Regions from separate parts of the Homo sapiens genome. Here region 1 is linked to region 2. A link is a contact called in ENCODE Hi-C or POLR2A ChIA-PET data. All regions are on one chromosome and are shown on one strand. Each heading gives the region's core, a stretch centred on a gene start or an enhancer-like site at or near the end of the contact. The rest is flanking DNA. Distances are from core to core; before and after follow the strand shown.

Evidence for each region. A loop is a pair of places that touch in the nucleus more often than their neighbours do. ChIA-PET counts read pairs that join two places held with the same protein, here RNA polymerase II (POLR2A). Pooled maps may share reads with other maps.
Region 1: a pooled map shows a loop between it and region 2 (4-fold over the local background). The contact joins two enhancer-like sites. A Hi-C loop is called at or near these places in 4 of 50 pooled maps. POLR2A ChIA-PET finds 5 or more read pairs at or near these places in 2 of 52 experiments (K562 and activated CD4-positive, alpha-beta T cell).

What each region holds. Positions count from the first base shown.
Region 1 is chr21:25,997,813-26,003,471 of GRCh38, reverse strand. It overlaps APP (amyloid beta precursor protein), which reads left to right. Exons shown (of 18, transcript NM_000484.4): 7 at 3,290-3,457. Among named protein-coding and RNA genes, the nearest start is that of APP, 170 kb to the left of the region's middle. RefSeq lists enhancers at 4,467-5,279, 5,280-5,659. Within about 2 kb of position 3,409, at least 2 of the 41 ENCODE cell types and tissues checked have a DNase peak (open chromatin) inside an H3K27ac peak, as active enhancers do.
Region 2 is chr21:26,067,431-26,073,121 of GRCh38, reverse strand. All of the region lies in intron 3 of APP (amyloid beta precursor protein), which reads left to right. Among named protein-coding and RNA genes, the nearest start is that of APP, 100 kb to the left of the region's middle. Within about 2 kb of position 2,026, at least 8 of the 41 ENCODE cell types and tissues checked have a DNase peak (open chromatin) inside an H3K27ac peak, as active enhancers do.

The DNA.
Region 1 (5,659 bases), core at 2,160-4,659, 71 kb after region 2:
CATGATGCCCACTTGGACTCCACCAAGGCAGTGAAACTCTTGGGGGCCGTTCAAAGTCAAGAGTGCCAACTGCCCCTAACAGGATTGGGAGAACCAACCAACACTCCCCGAATAGGGACTAACTCACTCTTTTCTTGGCCTTTATGAAAGGAAGGAGTTAAGGCTCTTACAGCTGGAGACTCCAGCAAGAGTTGTAGGCTCAACGTGTAGCTTATACTATTTACTTAATTAACATGTAAATGGATTTTGAGTTCTGAATGCTTGTTCTAGTTGATTAGGGCTCATTTAGCCTGGCTTCTACGAATTAGCTATAACAAATGGTTTCATAGCTGTTATAGAATGAGGCAGAAGAAAATAAAATGAATGTAGCATTATGTTTAATTAGTGGTATAGGAAAATGTTAATATAATGCCATTTAGATTCTGGACTGGGGAGATTGTGCCTTTATCATAAGTAAGAAATTGTTGCTAGGTTTCACATAAGGGCACATAGTTATCATGAATCATCTCCTTCGATCATCATTCTTTTATCCCATTACTTGACTTGCACCCATCCAAAATTCTACCACTTTTATTTAATATATAGACTCATAAAGACAAGGTTTGTGCATCTGCAGAGCTGTGATGTTCACTGCGAGGCCCGTGGCACACATCTATAAGAAGACACATATTTGGTACTCTAAGATGATACTTTTTTTTAATGCCAAAATGTGAGGGTCAGCATAAATTGCCAAGGCATGGTAAATTTTGTTGCCAATGCTCCCGTGACTATGGGGTGAAGGGATTCTGTGCCTCCCTTGGTAGCAATGACCACGGTGCTTGCAATCCCAGTGCCAATTCCCGGCACAGTGCAGGCTCTGGAGGCACTGCTGCCTTGCAGTCTTATTGGAATTAACACTGCCTGAGTAAGAGATTAATAATGGGTATTGTTGTGTCTTAGAAACGTTAAAGAGCATGTGACATGAATATGTACACATTGGTGAAGGAGATACAGAGAAGGAAAGCAAAGTGAAGCTGTAGATGTTTGTTACAACTGAAGGTAAGCTCTGGGAGCAGAGACCACTGCTGGCTATAGTTGATGGGATCCACAATGTCAATACAAATGGGGACTAACTATTGTTTTACTTCCCTATACACGTTGCTCTTTCAGTAGATGCAATAAAGTACTGGTAAAACCAGAGGTGGCTACCATCACGATGATGTCAACAGGAGGGACAGTCAGCACTAAGCCCAGAAGGTGTCAAACACTCCGCAGGAGAAATGCGCCATGCAACGGACATGAAGATGATCTGACACTCTTCACGTGGTTTTCAGATGGAAACGTGGCTACGAAAGCATCAACCTCATTATCATCCATCATTAAGGCCATCTCACTCAGTACTGCTGCTTTCAAAGTCCACGCTCCCAAAGCAAATTGGATTTCTGTACACAATACTCTTACAGGATGAAACCCAACCAACTTGTTGACGTAAGTATCCCATCTACTTCGCAATTTTATTTATCTTCCAAAATTAAAGGACTGGCACCCTGATTTATTAAAAGTGAATTGGGTCTAGGGACCATATCCCCTCTGAGTTACTGACAGAGCAGCTTCTGGCCTGTGAAGCTCAAAGCCATGCCTAGATGTGATGGATCCTTGTCTTTGATTGGCTAATTAGAATCAATCTGTTGAAGGACCAGTGGCAGTGGCTCACGCCTGTAATCCCAGCACTTAGAGAGGCTGAGGCAGGTGTATCACTTGAGGCCAGGAGTTCAAGACCAGCCTGGCCTACCTGGTGAAACCCCATCTCTACTAAAAATACCAAAAAATTAGCCAGGCGTGCTGGTACAAGGGTAATCCCAGCTACTTGGGAGGCTGAGGCGCAAGAATCACTTGAACTCAGGAGGTAGAGGTTGCAGTGAGCCAAGATTGTGCCACTGGGCGGCAGTGCAAGACCCTGTCTCATAAAAAGAAAAAAAGAATCTGTTGAATATTCCTAACTTGGAAGTAATGGGTGATGCGTGGCTTTCATCTTTTAGAAAGGTGTTTTTTCCTCTGTCAGTAAAACTAAGAAGACATCTGTGTGTGCTAAGGCGTCAGTCTAGCAAGGGCAGGGCACAAACCCAGAGAGAGAATTGGGCTGTTGTTTCACTTCCAATAAAAATGGGATATACATGGGAGGTAGAGTTATAATTCTACTCAGGATTGACTTTATACATGCAATTGGATGGGTCACTGATTGACTTTGAGGCAATCAGGGATGAGTGAAACTGATCTTGGGGAGGGTGGCAAGACATGTTGACAGGTAAGATGTGTTTTAATGTATAACAGTGCGTGGTGTGTATTAATCAGTTGGAGTTGATTGACTGCGTTTTATTGTTTGGAACATTCCTGCCCAAGGGTCAGGTAAATATACAAAATATACAAATAATACAGATTTTTAATACATAAATATCAATTAAGTAGCATAATTAAATAATACATTGTTATAGTTGTACTTAATGTGTATGTAAATATATACAAATAATACAGATTTTTAATATATAAATATCAATTAAATAGCAGAATTAATAATACGTTGTTATAGATGTACTTCATGCATATGTAATTAAATTATTAATGTATAATATATAAATACATATTTTAATATACAAATAAAATGGTCTTAAATCAGAGTTAATTTAAGACCATTTATATTAGTACATATCTTAATATACAAATGAATGGTCTTAAGTTAATGTCATTGAGTATAAGTCACATTTACAGATATGACATGTGTTTCCAGATAAAGTCAATGGACAGACAGCTTCCAACACTGGAAAACATTCAAAATATATGCAATTAATTTTATATTTGAGTTAAGGCAATCATTTATTAAGGAAAGCAATCAGATGTTTGTGAGGGCTTAAACTTTCGCTTCATAACCAAAGCAGTTTCCTTACATGAAAGTTGACTTCTTAAAAAGAGAAGTTTATTTTTTATAATGGAGAATTGTTGTGATGTGCAGATACCTTCCGTCATTTCATACTCATCTAAAAGCAGCCAAATGATCTTTTCACCTTTGGCCGGAATCCTTTTATTGCTACCGAGTCCTGCACTCATTAAACCAGATGACAGTGCATGCTCTGAGAGGTGTAAATCTCTAGTCCTGGTGGCCAGTTAAATTCCTCAGTAAATGTTTGGTAGATGCTGCCTAATAAACCAGTCCAGGTTGCCACTGGGAGGATTAAAAGAAGTAAACGTGTATACATGAACAGAGAGACAGTGCCTTTTCATGCTAAATGTGGTTCCCCACATCTCCTCTGATTAGAGGTGTGCTCTGAACAAGCCGAGACGGGGCCGTGCCGAGCAATGATCTCCCGCTGGTACTTTGATGTGACTGAAGGGAAGTGTGCCCCATTCTTTTACGGCGGATGTGGCGGCAACCGGAACAACTTTGACACAGAAGAGTACTGCATGGCCGTGTGTGGCAGCGCCAGTAAGTGGACCCTTCTTCGAGCCTGGCCACCTTTCGTCTCTCTCGCCACTGACTCTGCTTTTTGTAACAGATTGATTTTCCTGGTTCTTGGGAATGGGCCTGTTGCTACCACTAACCACATTTCTGTCCACTTCTCTAATTGCTCAGAGTCTCCGCAGTATGTTCAATCATGAGCACACCTCTCCGTCTTTCCCTGATAAAGCATGGCCATGGATGTGTTCTCTTCCTAGCTGTAGCACATATGTCTTGCAATCCAGAGGGACTTTTGAGTGCTTCTCTTTTAAACAAAGCTGGAGTGGCTGTTTTGTCTTCTGCAGCCAGCCGTTTCTGCAAATGCATACTTATGTGTTTGTCCGTGTACATATGTGTTCATGTTTATGCATGTGCACTACCTGTGCAGATACTGTCTACCACTGGAAGCCTGGCTGATGCAGCTTGAGTTGCATTGATAAGGTGTATGGCTGTGATGAATACCTTTAAGTTGGTTCATAACATGTCTTTTATTGTGCTGATGAGGGAATGTGATTGAATTGAGCTCATGCATCTCAAATGCCGGAGGGTAGAAGTGCCCGTCTTGCCCCCTCCGAGCTCAGCACACAGACATTTGCCAGGTCAAACTTCTGCTTCTTCTCTTGAAAGTAGAAGAAAACTTTTGACTTAACGTGAGAAACTTTCAATGACATAAGGCTCGAGGAACATAATTTTATTTTTTTTGTTTTTTTAAAGACAGGGTCTCATTCTGTCTCACAGGCTGGAGTGCAATGGCGTGATCTTGGCTCACTGCAACCTCCGCCTCCCGGGTTCAAGTGATTCTCCTGCCTCAGCCTCCCCAGCAGCTAGGATCACAGGCACATGCCACTGCGCCCGGCTAATTTTTTGTATTTTTGGTAGAGACAAGGCTTCACCATGTTGACCAGGCTGGTCTCGAACTCCTGACCTCAAGTGATCCACCTGCCTTGGCCATCCAAAGTGCTGGGATTACAGGCGTGAGCCACTGCACCCCGCCAGAACATAATTTTCAAAGTCTTTCTCTTGAACATTAAGCTTTTCATAATTCCGGGGGATAAAAATATGAAGTCATGATGACTTAAGTGCATGATGAAATTTTCCCCAAAGAGGTAATTCTCAGGAGGTCCAGTACCAGATGTGAGACTTCCATGTCGTTAACAGACTTCCAAGTGAAATTCCCAATTGTGCTTATTTATTTATTTATTTATTTATTTGTTGTTGTTGTTCATGAGTAGGAAGTATGAACTACTCAAGAAGTAATTATTCAGCTCAGCTTGATAACTAAAAATGAAACTCAATAACTGTGTATTACTTTTTTGAGAGACTCCTGCCTAATTCTCCGCTGTGTTGCAAGGGTGGCAGCCACATTTCCTGCCTGAGATTCCTAGGGATTATATAAATTGTTTTGCAGCAAGATCTTAGGATTAAGCAAAACAACAGAAGGGCCTGCACCATTAATACCCCCACTGTAAAGGAGCCCAGGATCTAAGAGGAATGTAATGGAAAAGCTCCTGTTGGTCTCCTGCCATCGCCAGTGAATGAGATGACTGCTTCAGTCCCATGTGTGAACAGGTGTAGGAACTGATAACCTCAAGGGCTTTTTTTTTTTTTTTTTCTGGCTCTGATTGGATGATTGCAGCTTCTGGCTCAAAGGACTCCCTTCTTCAGTTTCAAACAAAGCAGTCAATTAGGTCAGGTATTGCGAACACAATGGAGAATTCTGTTGCCTGCAGCCTTTGGAACAAAGGCCTTTTGTTACAGTGATTCTCACTGGTTTAGCCGGTGGGAGAGGTTTCCTGGCAGATTTGCAACTTTTTTCTCCCTTTCCCTGGGTGGATTCATTTTCTGAAATATCATGTATAGTTTTTGGTAATAAGAGATTTATTTGGTTTTAATTATTAGCAGTGATGAATTTGCTTCAAGAGATTAAAATTCTCTCCACCTCACCCCAGTACTGCCATCCCTTCACCTAACACTCTCTCCCTTTGATCAGTTTGGGCTGGGAGTGACCAGTGGGCACCTGTCCAGGTGTCCTGGGTGGCACACAGTTTGCTGAGGGTTTTGCAAAAGGTCGATGCTCCCAACAGAGATGTATTAGATGAGGCTAGCTATGCCTGATTTTAGAGGGGAAAGGTGACAGAATAATGTATGAAGAAGGCAAAGGCTGAAGATCAGTTAGATGGGTGGACAAGA
Region 2 (5,691 bases), core at 777-3,276:
CATAAGTGCAGTGGTTTTTCAGAGGCCTGCATTGATGATTCCTGAGTCATTATGTCCAGGCCAGGCCTCATACATACTATTTACTGGTTCTCTTTCTGCGGGTGCTCCACCAAGAATTCAGACTCAATGGAATATTTCTTCTAAGATGTACACCAGTTCCTTATCAAAAAATGGCAAATTCAGACTTCTTAGGTTAAACAGAGAACTCGTGAACATGGCATATGTCTGTTATTCCATTTTTCTCTGTTGGCTTATTGCTGAGTACCATTTGGGATAAAAATCTGTTTCAGGCAAAGGATAGGATTGTTTTCAGCTTTTATTAAATTCTCCTAGACCCTTGATTTTATGCAGAGAACTAATTAAATTTGAATGAATTTAATGTAGAAACCCTGCTATTGATGCAGAAATCAACCTGATTCTGGACTAGCACCAGAATCAACTATTTTTGTTGTTTTTGCTTTCTTTTTTTTTGCTTTTGCTTTCTCTGCCGGTAAATAACAACTAGTATGTAAGAATCAAATGAATCAAGCATAAATCCCTAGGAAATATTTATGCATTCATTTTTAACAATTTAAAGATGTGAAGATATATAATTAAGCATAATCCTCTCAAAGTTTGACGTTGAAAAGTATTTCAGATACTTCAACTTAAATATATTTTTTGCAAAATATCTTTTTTAAAAAAACAGATGTGGTCTCAGCAATGTAATTATTACAGTGTGAGGAGAGCTTACAGTTGTACCAAAATTTATAACTAGGAAGAAGAGAATGTGAAATAATCCGGAAACCTACAAAACTGTCCTATACAGGAATACCAATTAAACAGCTACTAAAAATGAGTGTAAAATGACAATATGGCTTTATCAAGTGCTTAGGGTCTGGAAAAATGCACATATTGCCTGTTATTTATTGTTATACTTAATGAATGTTCTTTTGCACGTGAGAACTGTTATAAAAGATGTCTTTTGTACATACTTGGTACACCAGTTGGCTTTTTAACCCATTAGCTGTTTTCCCCCAAAGGTGGCCTACTCTAGATGACGTTAAAAATACACATTTTCCAGGGACTTATATAAATAGTCAACTGCCCTATTATGGAAACTTAAAAGCGAAGGCCCTGAAATATCCAGACAGTTTGAACATAAACCAAAAATGAAGTGAATCTCTAGAATTGCTGTGTAATAGCGTGAGTGGGGAGGGGGTCCCTCAAGAGAGGGAACTGACCTTTTTCTTCCTCGTGGGTGACCTTGAGTACACACTTTATTTAGTCATTAAAAGGGTCACCTGAAGCTTAGAGAATGAAGATCCTACAGCCTGTTAATTTTATCATTGTTAGAAACTCTCTGCCTTTGGCCTGAAAATGGTAAATCACCTTTCTTAGAAGATTCTCATATCCAGATATTCTTACCAAATCAGAATCTTTTCCAGCATTTTCTTCAAAAAACCACAGTTCTGGGTTAAAACACAGCAGATCCTAACTGTAATTTTCCTTTCATGTACATTTTAGTCATCTTTATAATTTTAAATGAAAGACAGGAACTACATTATTTGAAATAAGGGTTAACCCCCTCTAATTATAAGCATTAATCACACACAGTTTTCTCATTTCTAAATGTTAAATATAAAATGGGAGCTATCTCTTCAGACACTTTTCTGTTGCCTTCTGTGTGCGGCAGGACCTTACTTTTAAGCTTAGTTTGATTTAAAGGCTGAGTTTCTGCTTGCTTGGAATGCTTGCTCTTCAAAATATTTGCTCCCTGGAGAGGGAAACTGAAGATGGAGCTTTCACGTGACTTTGGATTGCTGACCTGGAAGACGTTTGGGGTAATAGGATGGGCTAGGGCATGGTTCCACTGCTTTCTGTTTGAGTGGGGTCAGGAAAGGAAGGCGGGGCTCGCTGTGTGCAAACAGGAAAACATAGTCTGAAGATGTTTGAAGCCTGAGTGCACTTTCATTTGATGCCTTGCTTTATTGCTTAAGAGAATTTTAAACTGCCGAATCCGCAAATGTGCTGCAGCCTATAATGACACATATTTAAATGATTTTTGCATCTAAACAAATGCATTCACTCTTTGCCTGGTGTGTACAATTTGAATGACACTCGTGCTCTGCCTGGAAGGAACAGACGTTTTTCATTATAAAATTCAGTCAAGCAGAAAAGTAGCAAAGGAAGCAGAAATTTCCATTTACATCTATGATTGAAGTTGTAGTGATAAAAGAGGATGACTAAGTTGAAGAGTAGCCTTGTTCTCATTCTGCTATCTGACATGGGATCTTGTCACTTTGGTAATAGTTTTTAAACTTACATTATTGAGGAAGGCTCTGATCAGAAGTCTCAAATTATACATGTTCTTCAACCTTAGATTTTTCTGGGTGTTTTGTTTCAAAAGTCTCAAATTATATATGTTCTTCAACCTTAGATTTTTCTGGGTGTTTTGTTTGGTTTTTTGGTTATCTATAGATAGATTTGAGTATCTCTTTTTTTCTTAAAATCCGTTACTTACTAGTAATAAAGACTTAAGTGGTAGCTTTACGCTCCATTATCACAGAGATTCACAGTACTTTTTAGTTTTTACTTGTGAGCCTCAGCAGGTGTAGACAGATACCTTAGTTGCCACTGATAACATCCAGTTGCCACTAGATCAAGAAATGGTTCAAAATTCTCCAGGGGCATTTTCTGCTAAAGAAGAGTTGGTGATCTTCCTTTTGGAAGCCTTAATGTACTTAAACCTTCTTCCTTAGAAGTCCAGAAATTCAATTATTTCAGCTCTCTGTGGAGTGATAAGTCCTGCCAAATTGATTTACAATAATGAAACTAAGCCTTGTTTACAAATCTAAGTGGTGATTTCTAAGTCCACAGAGGCGTGGTAACAGAGAGAGAGATTCTGATTTATCTGGGGGTCTATCCGTGTTTGAACAGATTGTGTGATTTTTGAAACATGATTCAAAAGGGATGTTGATAAATTCTAAAATACATTTTTATTGAAGAGCTTGATGAATCATGTATACTTACTTTATTTGTTATTCTATTAGATATTGTCTTCCTCATCCCTAGGTGGTGTTGCTAGTACAGTGACAGAATTCAAATCCTTCTTTTTCCTCTGCTCTAACAGAGCTTTGTGAACTCATAGCAATATTGTAATGCCTGGTAAAAGGTGGTGCCAGTTTCAAGTACTATATCCTAATTACTTCATGGCTAACTCTTGTTATTGTTAACAATATTGTTAACTCTTTTGTTAAATGCAGTGACATCTTTTTTCTTTCTCATTCTCTGTGTACTTTTTGCCCTAAATAGTTCTGCATCTTTTAAGATACAAGTTTGCTTTTTCTTGGAGGTTTTTATTTGGAAAATGCCTGAAATATATAGACCAACATTTGTTCCTCCAATGGTTAAATTACATTGTCTCCCAAAGTGAGGCATTTTAAGTCTGGACTATACCCAGGAGAATCTAAAAGAGGCAGTTAATAAGCTCTTGAAGAGCACAGTGGGGTGGTTGTGTATTTATTGAGTCTCACACTTAGGAGAGAAATAGGCTGGACCAAATGAGCCTGGGCATCAAAAGCATGTGGGTGGTCGTTGGTGATATGTGCAGTGATGAGTGTGTGTGCTGAGGGTCCTAGACCAGGCTGGCAGGGAAATGAACTGAAGGCAGTGAAGCCTCCCCTGATAACTGCAGAGAGTGCTGCAGCATCCAGGACCTCAGGATCATGATGAACAAGCTGTAGTGGATGGAAGGGAGAGGAACTATGGGAAGGATGAGTTTCTGGCCAGAAAGTGGTTTACTGGAGTGCTGTGTCTGAGTATTACATGATCTGAGGACCATGAGGTCCAGCTTTGGGAGTATGGAGAGTTTGAGTGGAGTAGAGTTATAGTCCCATGGTCTTCTGATTCACAGACATTCATGAGCGATAAGTATCTATTGAGAAAGTGGAAGCATGATTTTTATGACCTCCTCTTGTTGTGGGGAAATCGATCAACGGGGCCTATATTGGTTGGGTTCTACAACCAAATAGAATGTGTTCAGCAGGAGTCATGTTTTGGGCTCCTCACAATGTTCAGTGTTAGTTCTGTTCCTTTCTCTTGCTTCCACATAGGAAAGACTTTGACCCAATGAGGAATTAGTCATTGTCCTTTGGGTACACTTCCGGAATTTGATAATCAGTTGGGCACTTGATTCTAGTACATTTGCTAAAAGTAATTAATACCCTGCAATTGGAAGCATGCAGCAAGCGACTGGGAATGCTAAGTGAAAGGTCAGAATTGAAAGAGTGGAGGAGGCTGTTGACCCTTAGGCATGGATGATATGTCTGAGTGAGAAAGCAAGAAGAGTAGAAGACAGAGCCTTACTTTATAATCAGAATTATGAAAAGAGGAGCCAATGAGAGGGAAAGAATGATTGGCTTGAGATAGATTGGTGGAAACTGGAGAAGATTGAATTTAAAGAAGAAAAGTGGGCCAAGTTCAGTGGCCCATGCCTAGAATCCCAGCAAATTGGGAGGCTGAAGCTAGGAGAGTTGCTTGAGGCCAGGAGTTTGAGATCAGCTTGGGCAACGTGGCGAGACCCCTGTCTCTACAAAAAATAATTAAAAAAAAAATTAGCCAGGCATGTTGGCATGTGCCGGTAGTCCCGGCTACTTGGAAGGCTGAGACAGGAAGGTTGTCTGAGCCCAGGAGGCTGCAGTGAGCTATGATCACAGCACTGCACTCCAGCCTGGTTGACAGAGGGTATCCCCGTCTCTTTAAAAAAAAAAAAAAAAAGAGAATGTGGCAGAGTAGTCAGAGAACTGGAGGGCTGAGAAGAGACTGATGGCATTTGTTGTTCTTGACCTTGAAAGAAGAGTTGCAGATTGTTGGAGCAAGGCCAGATGGTAATAGGTTGGAAAGAACAAGTGAGGGGCGTGAGAGTGACAGTCTACAACCCCGTTAAGAAGTTATCTGTGAAAATGCCTCTTCCTGTCTTGATTATAGCCTCCCTCGCACATGGCTTTCTGAGTATGGTATGTGAAAACAGCATGCTGTATATTTTTACCTTCCCATATGAGTTAAGGTTTTGGTAATGACTTGTGGTTCTTTTGCCTCACGGAACACCAACCTGGTTGGTATTTTGTCGGCAATTATGTGGTTTTTAAAAAGCCCCGTATATAACCTTAATTAATTGCGTCTCTAAAATCTATCAGGCTTTGAGTTTTTTGTTTTTTTTTTTTAAATAAGGCAGAAAGAAAGGAAAGTGTTAGGAGAAAGCAACCAGTGAGAATACCTATATTTTGAAGAAACAAAGTAGGGAATTTAGAATTATCTCTACTATATCTGCTTTTTCAGCTCATCTCTCGGGATACAGAGGACTGAACTAAGCTAAAGTAGGTTCAAGTCTAAAGGAAACCTTAAATTAATTTCTGTATTAGAATTAATCACACACCTATAAATACAATTTATGATATGAGAACTGCAACAAGAGAAATGGGGGGAGATGAGCAGTTTGCTGATCAATAGGGTTAATGATGGTAACATAGAATCCTAGTGATATGCCTCCCATTGACTAAAATGTATGCGTTAAGATAGCATAGCGCATAAAATGGTGTACTGCAGTCTCAGTGTATTCAAGCTTATTATGGTTTCTCTGCCTAGGTTTGTGTCTTTGGCTTTAGATTTTCTCCCATAACCCCAACCTGTCCACATTCAAGTCACTACTCC